Linked DNA regions of Homo sapiens: all the other regions are linked to region 1. A link is a contact called in ENCODE Hi-C or POLR2A ChIA-PET data. All regions are on one chromosome and are shown on one strand. The core of a region is the stretch at or near the end of the contact, and the rest is flanking DNA. Distances in the headings are between cores, read along the strand shown. Region 1 has its middle 120 kb from the start of LINC01891. Region 2 holds the start of LINC01891 (long intergenic non-protein coding RNA 1891). Region 3 has its middle 200 kb from the start of LINC01891.

What was found. Hi-C counts contacts between places; a loop is a spot of excess contacts on that map. ChIA-PET counts read pairs that join two places held with the same protein, here RNA polymerase II (POLR2A). Pooled maps may share reads with other maps.
Region 2: POLR2A ChIA-PET joins it to region 1 with 16 read pairs in activated naive CD4-positive, alpha-beta T cell. The contact joins the promoter of LINC01891 here to the enhancer-like site in region 1. A Hi-C loop is called at or near these places in 5 of 50 pooled maps. POLR2A ChIA-PET finds 5 or more read pairs at or near these places in 9 of 52 experiments (BJ, CD4-positive, alpha-beta memory T cell, T-cell and 4 more).
Region 3: a loop to region 1 is called in a map of mammary epithelial cell, with 6 times the contacts of the local background. The contact joins two enhancer-like sites. A Hi-C loop is called at or near these places in 1 of 168 maps with a recorded cell type or tissue (mammary epithelial cell) and 1 of 50 pooled maps. POLR2A ChIA-PET finds 5 or more read pairs at or near these places in 3 of 52 experiments (MCF 10A, WTC11 and activated CD8-positive, alpha-beta T cell).

Annotation. Positions count from the first base shown.
Region 1 is chr2:234,334,099-234,337,766 of GRCh38, reverse strand. No RefSeq gene overlaps it. Among named protein-coding and RNA genes, the nearest start is that of LINC01891, 120 kb to the left of the region's middle. Within about 2 kb of position 1,791, at least 11 of the 41 ENCODE cell types and tissues checked have a DNase peak (open chromatin) inside an H3K27ac peak, as active enhancers do.
Region 2 is chr2:234,452,567-234,456,234 of GRCh38, reverse strand. LINC01891 (long intergenic non-protein coding RNA 1891) reads left to right here and starts at 1,640. Exons shown (of 3, transcript NR_146988.1): 1 at 1,640-1,750. It also overlaps the pseudogene HSPE1P9.
Region 3 is chr2:234,256,740-234,260,407 of GRCh38, reverse strand. No RefSeq gene overlaps it. Among named protein-coding and RNA genes, the nearest start is that of LINC01891, 200 kb to the left of the region's middle. Within about 2 kb of position 1,632, at least 6 of the 41 ENCODE cell types and tissues checked have a DNase peak (open chromatin) inside an H3K27ac peak, as active enhancers do.

The DNA.
Region 1 (3,668 bases), core at 542-3,041:
CAGCTCTGTGGTCAGTGACCTGTCTGGGATGTCACCCTGGCTGTGACCAAGGCCATCAGCCTCCTTGGTAAGGCTCCGGCTCACTGAGCTTTAACCACAACCCCAGAAATATGGCTGGAGAAGCAGCTTCTCGCAGGGGACTCTGCCCTCCCTGGCCGCCTCCCTTGCTAGGGGTGCCTTCCTTCCACAACACCACCAGAGGACCTAACCCTTCAAGAACCGGTGAATCCCTCATGCCCACACTTGTGTCACTCCTGGCTGGAAGGAGGTTATTCTGAGAGGCTGGCTGAGCCTCCTTCCTGCAATTCATGCCCAACATGGGAAGTGCTACCCCTAGTGAAGCACACTTTCGGACAGACCAGGATTGCGGTGACCTCAGGATGGCAAATGAATCCACAGCGACAAGGCAGCAGTGGGGAGTGGGAAACACCAAAGACAGACGTCAGGTCCCCAACCTCCTTCCTCCTTTGTCCCTCGCTCCCCTGAGTCACAGTTGAAGCTGTGCCCTTTCATGTCACTCAATTAGGTTGATAAGAGACAGCGCTAGAATGGGAGATATGAGAATATGGATAAAAGAAAAGACAGCCACAGAGGCTGAAAGCTGCATCTCAGCCCATGGACAGGCCACACACTTGGAGAAGACTGTGTGGCTCCTCCCTTCTCCAGTCACCTGAGTTTTGGCACAAGAAGCACTAACATAAGAAGCCAGTGGTGGCTGGGTGCAGTGGCTCACGCCTGCAATCCCAGCACTTTGGGAGGCAGAGGTGGGCAGATCACAAGGTCAGGAGTTCGAGACCAGCCTGGCCAATATGGTGAAACCCCATCTCTACTAAAAATAGAAAAATTAGCCAGGCACGGCGGCGGGCACCTGTAGTCCCAGCTACTCGGAAGGCTGAGGCAGGAGAATCACTTGAACCCAGGAGGCGGAGGTTGCAGTGAGCCGAGATGGCACCACTGCACTCCAGCCTGGGTGACAGAGCAAGATGCCATCCAAAAAAACAAAAAAGAAGCCAGTGGTACAGGAAGTTTCATTACTGAGAGTGTGGACTCCTGACAGTGGAAAGCAATTTGGGGATTAGAGTCACAGACAGCGGCTGAGCCTCAGGTCCTGGAGTCAGACCTCGCCTAATTTGCTTTTGTTCCCTAAACTTGTGTCCCTGTCTTTAAGATACTAACAGTGGGATAACATGCAGCACAGTGCCTGCCCCCAAGCCTCAGCTCCTATCGCGTAACGTCCCAAATGCTTCATTCATTCTTGGGTTTGTTTGTTTGGTTTGGTTTGAAATGGAGTCTTGCTCTGTTGTCCAGGCTGGAGTGCAATCTTGGGTCACTGCAACCTCTGCCTCCCGAGTTCAAGTGACTCTCCTGCCTCAGCCTCCAAAGTAGCTGGGACTACAGGCACCCACCATCATGCCCAGCTAATTTTTGTATTTTTGTAGAGACGAGGTTTCACCATATTGACCAGCCTGGTGTTGAACTCCTAACCTCAGGAGATCCACCCGATTCAGCCACCCTAAGTGATGGGATTACAGGCCTGAGCCACTGCCCCCCATTCTTGGCCCATTCAAGCATCTGTTTCGTGCTGCTGAAAGCCACAGTGAGTGCTCTGAGTGTGCTGAGAACCATGAAGTGGCTCTGCGGAACATCTCGCATGAGGACGCTGCACGGGACAAGGGCTTGTGGTTTTGGCTGAGGAAAGGCAGAGCGCGTCACCACTGTCCCGCACCCTGTGCCTGGCACACACCCCAGAACAGACATCGCTCTGCCTTTCTGCCCTTTATCAGAATGCCATCTAGTCAGCAGACAGCTATCACGAGTCTAGAGCGTGACAGGCTGGAAGCAGATGCTGCTAAGATGCCCAGACAGGCCCTGAGAGGTGGGGCAATCTGCGAGCTGTTAGCAGGACGCTGTCCAGCAGCAGGGACTTAATTTCATTAGAGGGAGTGGAGGAAGAGATGGACGCCGACGAGGCCAGTTGTCAGCTCTGACACCCACACACGTGAGCCCTGGCTTCCTGGTAATTCGGGAGGAAGGACTGCAAAATCCCATGTCAGTAGGTTGCCGTGGGAACCCCCATGTCTTCAGCAAACAGATGCTTCCATGGAAATGAAACATTGTTGCATTAAGTAGCTGACCCTCTACAGAGATTAAATGTTAGCAAAGGAAAATTCTAACATTGAAACAGAATTGGAAGGGAGTGGGTAGACATCAGGCAATATTTCTTATTTTCCTCTGAGTCCTAAAAAGGATCTAGCAATACCTCCTTAAGGGGAAATGGCATTAACCCACCAAGCAATTGAATCACTGACTTTCTACTTGCTCTCTCTCAGGTCCATGTGAACAGAAGACCTGGACTGTATTCCCACCCCTTTGTGCCTATAGAACTCTGTCCCTGTTTAGAAGGTGGCTGTCCCGTTAATAAAAAATTTAGGTAAACCTGAATCTTCCAAAGGGTGATATAGAACATGAACTATTTAAAAGCTTAACATTTTTTTTCTGAATATTTTATTCTAAAATTAGTGGTTGTATGTTTTTTAACTGTTAAACATTTTCATTGACTTACTCCTCAAATGGTTAAACTGATTGAATATAAATAAAGAAGCAGGTATTATAAAGTTGTGGTTTCTAAAATGTGGATGAGAATCTTGTTTCCTGGGCCAGAATCCCAGACCTGGGATGTGTGAACACAAGGTCACACAGACCGACATGCTTCCCTGGGCCTCTGGGAACCAGCCTGCCCTTTCCTTCTCTGAGTTACTCTGGGAGCTTAGGCGGTCTCAGCTGATGGTGGAGGGAGTCCCACTGCAGTGAGAAACATGATCACTCGCAATTTAATAATGCAACGAGAATAAACTTGAAGTACAAGGTATTATAGGAAATGGGAATCTCAGGAAATGTGCACAGACAAACTTGTCAGGAAAAACCATCCATTGTAGCAAACTCTGCTCTGCTTAAGGCACCCTTTTTCTCATAATTTGCTGTAGATTAACTATTGTAGCTAAGAAGCACTAACATTGGAATAAAAACAAACATACTTCTCTTTATGGTGTATCTTTGAAAAGAGACATGTGCCATAGTTTTCTTGAGAGGGATGTGGCATAAAGCTGGCACAGAGGAGTTGTTTGGCTCCTATTTAGGTTTGTAAATATCTCTCAATTTCAGCAGTGCTCTCTGTGCTTATGTAGGTTCTCTTCGCCCCCTGTATTTTTCCTAAACTTTCCTGAGCTCTCCTGACCTTATTTTCTCTCCAAGCCTTGATGCCAGTTTGACTTCTGGGTGATTCTGAGACTGGCTGCCTGTAGCCCCAGGTAGGATGATGATCAAGTGCCCCAGGAGGTGATTTTTACTGGGAAAAAAAAGCAGCAGCTCCCTTGTTTGGGGTGGAATGTTACAGCAACCAGGAAATCTGGTGATGTCATTCATCAGGGGCTTTCAGGCCGGGAAAGGCGTCACTCAGGCCTCTGGCTTTAGCTTTGAAAGATATGGTTGGGACATGTTGCAGTTCAGCTTCACTAGCATTCAGAGACCGGAGTGGGGTGGTGGAAAAAGACACTGGCCTTAGTCAGGGGGCCTGAGTTCTAATTCTGTTTCTGCTCCCAGGACCAACTACATGATTTGCAGGACCTGGTGCAAAAAAAAAAAAAAAAAAAAGAAAATACAGGGCCTCT
Region 2 (3,668 bases), core at 391-2,890, 120 kb before region 1:
AACATTATTCAACCTCGTAAAATGTTCGACACTCTCATAAGTGGGAGTTGAACAATGAGAACACATGAACACAGAGAGGGGAACATCACACCCCGGGGCCTGTCGGGGGGTGGGGGGCAAAGGGTGGGAGAGCATTAGGACAAATACCTAATGCATGTGGGGCTTAAAACCTAGATGACAGGTTGATAGGCACAGCAAACCACAATGGCACATGTATACCTATGTAACAAACCTGCACATTCTGCACAGGTATCCTAGAACCTAAAGTAAAATTTTTTTAAAAAAAAGTTCAACATTTCACTGTTTTTTTCTTTTTGTTTTGTTTTTTTTTAATAAGAGCTTTTATGGAACCAAAAAACCAAAGGAGGATGTCATTATAAATTAAGAATAGAGGGATCTCTCCTTGTGGTGCTGCACGAGAGCGGAGTATGAGTCTGCGGTTGAGGAAGTCATGGCAGGACAAGCATTTAGAAAGTTTCTTCTACTCTTTGACAGAGTATTTGTTGAAAGGATTGCCACCACAACTGTAACCAAAGGAGGCATTATGCTTCCAGAAAAATCTCAAGGAAAAGTATTGCAAGCAAAAGGAGTAGCTGTTGGATCAGGTTCTAAAGGAAAGGGTGGAGAGATTCAACCAGTTAGCATGAGAGTTGGAGATAAATTTCTTCTCCTAGAATATGGAGGCACCAGAGTAGTTCTAGATGACAAGGATTATTTCTTATTTAGAGACGGTGACATTCTGACTGGGCACTGTGGCTCACGCCTGTCATCCCAGCACTTTGGGAGGCCAAGGTGGGCGGATCACCTGAAGTCAAGAGTTTGAGCCCAGCCTGGCCAACATGGTGAAACCCCATCTTTACTAAAAATACAAAAATTAGCCGGGCGTGGTGGTGTGTGCCTATAACCCCACTACCCGGGAGGCTGAGACAGGAGAATGGCTTGAACCCAGGAGACGGAGGTTACAGTGAGCCAAGATCATGCCATTGCACTCCAGCCTGGGCGACAGAGTGAGACTCTTTCTCAAAATAATAAATACATAAAAAAGAGATGGTGCATTCTTGGGAAGTATGTAGACTGAAATAAGTTACTATTGAAATGACATCAACTTGAAGCTGCCCATTCCACTGAAGTTCTGAAATCTTTCATCATGTAAATAATTTCCAGATCTGTCTTTTTTAATAAACTAATGATAACTAATGACAAAAAGTAGAGAGCGTAGCTAAATCTATTCAGTCCATCCTCAATTCAAACTATCCCTCGTGCTTCTAGTTGTTCCTTTTGTCAATCTGTCCTGTTTTCATTACGTGTTGTTCTTCCTTACATTTTCTATTTCTTCTTTGAAATCGCTTTCATAACTTCAAACATACTTATTTTTTAATCTTTTAAGATAATTTTGTTACCTCAATATCTTGAATTGCTACAGGGGTATTATCAACCCAGGGCCAATTCATATGTTACAAGCTTAACTTAGAGTTTCCTGCCCCACGCAAGTAATTTAAATTCAGACTTTTTTTTTTTTTTCTTTTCTGAGACCTGGGTAGCAGCACGTCGATGGGTTGGTTTTGTTTCCTCTTCATTGAAGGTGGTGAGTTTCAAAGATATCAGCTTTATATAAAGCTCTCCGTTCCAACCCTACCCCAAACTTCCTCTCCTGTCTTCATGTGGATGCTAACTTAAAACTCTTATTTCTGGGTCAGATAACTCCCTGCTCTCAGCCCTGATGACTACACCTTTGACACACACTATATTGGTATGGCTTTTAATTTTCTCTTTGTTTCTAGCATTTGAGAATCTCTGTCTTTGTTAATTCAACTATGTATTTTTAAATAAACTTCATATTTTAGCTAACACTTGTAGATATTTGTAGCTGGGGAAAACTAACTTTAGTTGATTCTACTGAGTAGACAGGACTGGAAATCCATTCTCTGGGGTTTGTTAAAACCAAAGTAACTGGCTCTCCTGGATGCTAGCTCACTGTCCAAGTTGAATTTAGTGTCAATCATCCAGAAAATGTCCCGTTTTTCATGTGCGAAGTCTGCTTATAGTTAATAGACCAGCTTAGGTTCTTCATTTAGTTCAGTGAACTCTTCAAAATGTGGTTTCAATATTGAAATAAATGCATATCATTCTAATTTTACTCTTTTCTCTCTCTGCTAGGAAACTGGAGGGAGTAAATCCTACAGACAATAGACAAATGTTTGAAATACTTAGAACATGGTTTGTTTTTCTTTTTGTTTTTGTTCTGAAATGGAGTATTGCTCTGTTGCCCAGGCTGGAGTGCAGTGGTACGATCTTGGGTCGCCACAACCTCCACCTCCCAGGTTTCAGCAATTCTCCTGCCTCAGCCTCCCGAGTAGCTGGGACTACAGACACGTGCCACCATGCCTGGCTAATTTTTTGTATTTTTAGTAGAGACAGAGTTTCACTGTGTTGGCCAAGACAGTCTTGATCTTTTGACCTCATGATCTTCCCATCTTGGCCTCCCAAAGTGCTGGGATTACAGGCATGAGCCACTGTGCCCGGCCAGTTGTTTTAATTCTAGGTTCTGGATACATGGGAAGTGGAGGAAATGCTGGACAAGAAGGCACAGTTAGATGGTAGACCCACCTCTGTCAATAACCAGGCCCAGTTTTAACTCATTGTTTTTCAATTGTAAAATAAGAGTGTTGGACAAAATACCTTATAGGCTCCTTCTAGCTCTTAGGTGATTTATAAAGGTTTGGGGTGAGGGTAAACTGGGCGGTTAAAGTCTGTGTAATCTGAAAGCCATGCAGGGGCTCTGACGGGCTTACCCCTGTCCCTGCAGCCAAGTCCTGACGTGCTACTTTCCCAGGGCTTGGTTCTTGCCTGTTTCTCTTGAGGCTGCCTTGGCATTCACCCACGCTCTTGGTTGTTATTTTTTACTCTCTGCCCCTGTGAAAATACACCTGCTCTCGTGGCTTCACTGGCCACTTTCTCAATCCTGGCTGTCTTCTTTATGTTCTTGTTCCCTGTATCCTATGGGTCTGTTTCTTTCTGACTACTCACCATGAGGGCAAGAGATTCCAAATATCTACAAAATTCCTCACATTCCTGAAGAAACCCTCCCAGTCTTTCCCTAGTGTCCTGTCTCTGAGGATACCACCTTGCTTGGTGAGAACTTTCATAGATCTAGCCTCTTCATTTACCAACTCCTACCAAGCCACTTTTCTTGTGAAATGTCCCATATGCACATTTTGTGCATTCAATAAATAGCTTTTGAGTTAGGCCAGGCACTGTATTGGACATGGATTAAACATAAAATAAAGAAAGCAGATCTCGGCCAGACACAATGGCACATGCCTGTAATCCTAGCAGGTGTATCACCTAAGGTCAGGAGTTCCAGACCAGCCTGGTCAACATGGTGAAACCCAGCCTCTACTAAAAATACAAAAAAATTAGCCAGGCATGGTGGTGGGTGACTGTAGTCTCAGCTACTCGGGAGGATGAGGCAGGAGAATTGCTTGAAACCCAGAAGGCAGGGGTTGCAGTGAGCCAAGATCGTGCCACTGCACTCCAGCCTGGGCGACAGAGCAAGACTCCGTCTCAAAAAGAAAAAAAAAAAAAAGAAAACAAATCTCTGTCTTCATGAAGGTTGAGGTAGAAAAGGAGCAGGCAAACAAGCTTATCATGGCTCACGATAAGAAAAA
Region 3 (3,668 bases), core at 383-2,882, 77 kb after region 1:
ACTGGTATCACAATGCGTAAACCCTTCCAGTGGCACCTGAGGTCTTCTATGACAGCTACAATTAGGCATTTATGTGTCTTTCTAGTGTGCTGTTTCTCTAGGTCGCTATAATATATCCTCCATTTTCCTTTGCTCATGCCTTTAGTAGTAGAATTCTATCTTTCCTGCAAACTTACCGCAAGGAAGGCTGAGGTGAAGCTGAGGTGAGGCTGAGGCTGAGACTGAGGCTGAGGTGAGGCTGAGGCTGAAGTGAGGCTGAGGCTGAGGTGAGGCTGAAGTGAGGCTGAGGCTGAGGCTGGGGCTGGGGCTGGGGCTGGGGCTGAGGCTGAGGCTGAGGTGAGGCTGAGGCTGGGACTGAGGTGAGGCTGAGGCTGGGGCTGAGGTGAGGCTGAGGCTGAGGTGAGGCTGGGGCTGAGGTGAGGCTGAGGCTGAGGCTGAGGTGAGGCTGAAGCTGAGGCTGAAGTGAGGCTGAGGTGAGGCTGAGGCTGAGGTGAGACTGAGGCCGAGGCCGAGGCTGAGGCTGGGGCTGAGGTGAGGGTGAGGGTGAGGCTGAGGCTGGGGCTGAGGTGAGGCTGAGGGTGAGGCTGAGGCTGAGGCTGGGGCTGAGGTGAGGGTGAGGCTGGGGCTAAGGCTGAGAGGTCACCAAGCAGAGCTCCGGTGATGGCTTTTCCTCTCCTGAATAGTTTCTATACCCAGTGACCAAGGCCTGAGTAAAATGCATAATACCACTTTGTGCTACAGATATTTGTAGATGAATTTACATTCTTTACTAAATTATCACCTCCCTGACAGCAGGACCTGTTTCTGATTCAGCTTTGGATTTCTCAGAGAACATAGTACACCTCATAGAAAATAAATGCAAAAGATGTAAATGTTGGTCAAATGAACGAATTTTTATTCTGGTCAAGAGGCCCAACTTTACCTTCCTATCCAACACTCTGTTATTATTTGGCATGTGTTTATTTTTATTTATTTATTTATTTTTTAGACGGAGTCTTGCTCTGTCACCCAGGCTGGAGTGCAATGGCGCAATCTCGGCTCACTGCAACCTCCACTTCCCAGGTTCAAGTGATTCTCCCGCCTCAGCCTCTCGAGCAGCTGGGACTACAGGCATCCGCCACCACACCTGGTTAATTTTTTTGTATTTTTAGTAGAGATGGGGTTTCACTATGTTGGCCAGGCTGGTCTCCAACTCCTGACCTCGTGATCCGCCCGCCTCGGCCTCCTAAAGTGCTGGGATTACAGGCGTGAGCCACCTCGCCTGGCCTGGCATGTGTTTATCTTTAGCCCCAAGTCAGCGATGGTGCTTGCTGCTTAGTACATGGTGCCTGTTGCATAGTGCTGGGTGCATGGTACACGGATCTCTGTTTGTGGTCCCATATGAACTGTGCTGTCAATGGATACTATACAAATTCAACTATAAAGAAACTTTCATCCTCATATTGCATTCTGTGGCTTGCAAAGAACCTCATTCAACAGGATCTCAGGGTATTTCCAGGTGGGGCATGGATGGCTCAGAGATCTACTGATAAGCAGCAGGGGCAGCCCCAACACCTGGGTGTTCTTACCTATAGCTCGGGGCCTGTTTCCGCACATCTCACTGCCTGCAGGAAAGGTGATTCCAGGTGAATTACTTCTTTTTGAAGTGATTAAAGTTTTTGCCCATAGCTCCTTGGTTTTTGCTGTAAACTACAGCTTTTCTAGCGTGCAACCATGTTTCACCATTAGATTACTCACAGGCTCAGACCAATCACTACAAACCACAAATGGCAAATTGAAATATGGATTGTGAGTTGAATTTTCACCTTGTTATCTTTGGATTTCTGCAATCAAAGGATCCAATGCTTCATGAGCTCTAGGGAAATATACTTGGTAGCCAACCCATTTTATTGCAAAATTGCCTATATAGGTTAAAAATTAAGAGAAATAAGGCATCCCCCTCTCTCCTTTGCTGCAGCCTCTGGAGCGCCTTGCCCTCTCCCTACCCTCTGCCTCCTCACTGTCTCATATCCTGTGACTCACAGGACATGTGCTCCGAGCCACAGAATCCCACAGTGAATGTGTCTGGCAGCTGCCAGGTATTCTCCCCACCAGGAGGCTCCACACATGCTCCCTGAAACGTGCTGCAGCAAGCACTGTGAAAAATGCACTTTCTCGTCGCTTGACTTGGAGAGAGTCCTATGTGTTTGAAGACTTAACAGATGCCACAGAAGCCTCAGAAATGCTCTCTCCGAGGTTAAGCTCCCTCCTCCAGCAAGTGGGACATTTTCACATCCACCGTCTTAGCTTAGGGCAGTAGGGATTTCCTAAAGATGAACAACCCTGTCTGGTTACAGGTAGATTGTTCTTGAGACACAGGCCACACCCCTCCCGGCCTTCCCATCCTTGGCAGGGTCCTAGAATGCTGTTTCCACTTTTCCAGATGCAATGGTGAGAAATTTGGTGGTGATTACTGAGAAAACCAACTCTGGTTATTTCTGACAAAATCAAAGTTGTTTGGTTAGGGTTAGGGTTAGGGGGTATACTAGTCCGTTTTCACGCTGCTGATAAAGACACACCCAAGACTGGATAATTTACAAAGGAAAGAGGTTTAATTGACTCACAGTTCCACATGGCTGAGGAGGCCTCACAATTATGGCAGAAAACGAAAAAGGAGCAAGAGGCTATCTTACATGGTGACCGGCAAATAGAGAATAAGAGCCAAGCAAAAGGGGTTTCCCTTTATAAAACCATCAGATCTGTGAGACTTACTCACTACCATGAGAACAGCATGGGGGAAACTGCTCCCATGATTCAATTACCTCCCACCAGGTTCCTCTCACAGCACGTGGAAATTATGGGAGCTACGATACAAGATAAATTTGGGTGGGGACACAGCCAAACCATATCGGGGGGATTTGCAAAAGTCACCCCTATCATAATGCCTGAGGGTTTGTACTGCTACATCAATTACATTTTATTTTTTCTTTCCCTCCCTCCCTGTCTCCCTTCTTTCCTTTCTTTCTTTATTAAAATGTAAGCTTCCTGAGGGTAGGGACACTGACTGTCTTACCCAACTCCTGGAATTTGTGCCTGACACCTAATAAGAACTCACTATATACTTGTTTTGTTGAATGACATTTCAAAATTGATATTGACATGAACTGAGACCTGAAAGGTAATAGAACTCTGTTGCCTTTCCTCATCCTGAATTGCTCTCTATGTTTATAAAATGGTGCTTTTTTACCAAATCAGACCCAGTGTTACACATTTACATTGGATTAGCTCATTCAGTCCATATAAAATTCTATTGTCATTGTTATTATCTGCATCTTTATAGACAATGAAACAGGTTTTTAGAGTAAGTAAATTTTCCAGGCTCTCTTGCCCACAAGTGGATGAGTAGGGATTTGAACCCAGGTCCTCCTGACTTCCAAGTCCATATCTATCCCTAGGTATCTGTCAACAGGTGAAATCTACCATCCCACATGATGATCTGAGAGAAGTGGCTTTTCATTAGAATTTTACCTGGGATGAATGCAGGGGTATCACATCAAGGTTATCAGGACTTTGATTGCCAGTAACAAAGAAGCCCATGAGGGTGGCCAACTCAAGGCAGGCGACACCCACAATCTCTTGAGTAGACAGGACCAGGAACAGGACTCCACGAGGATAGCAGTTATTTCAGG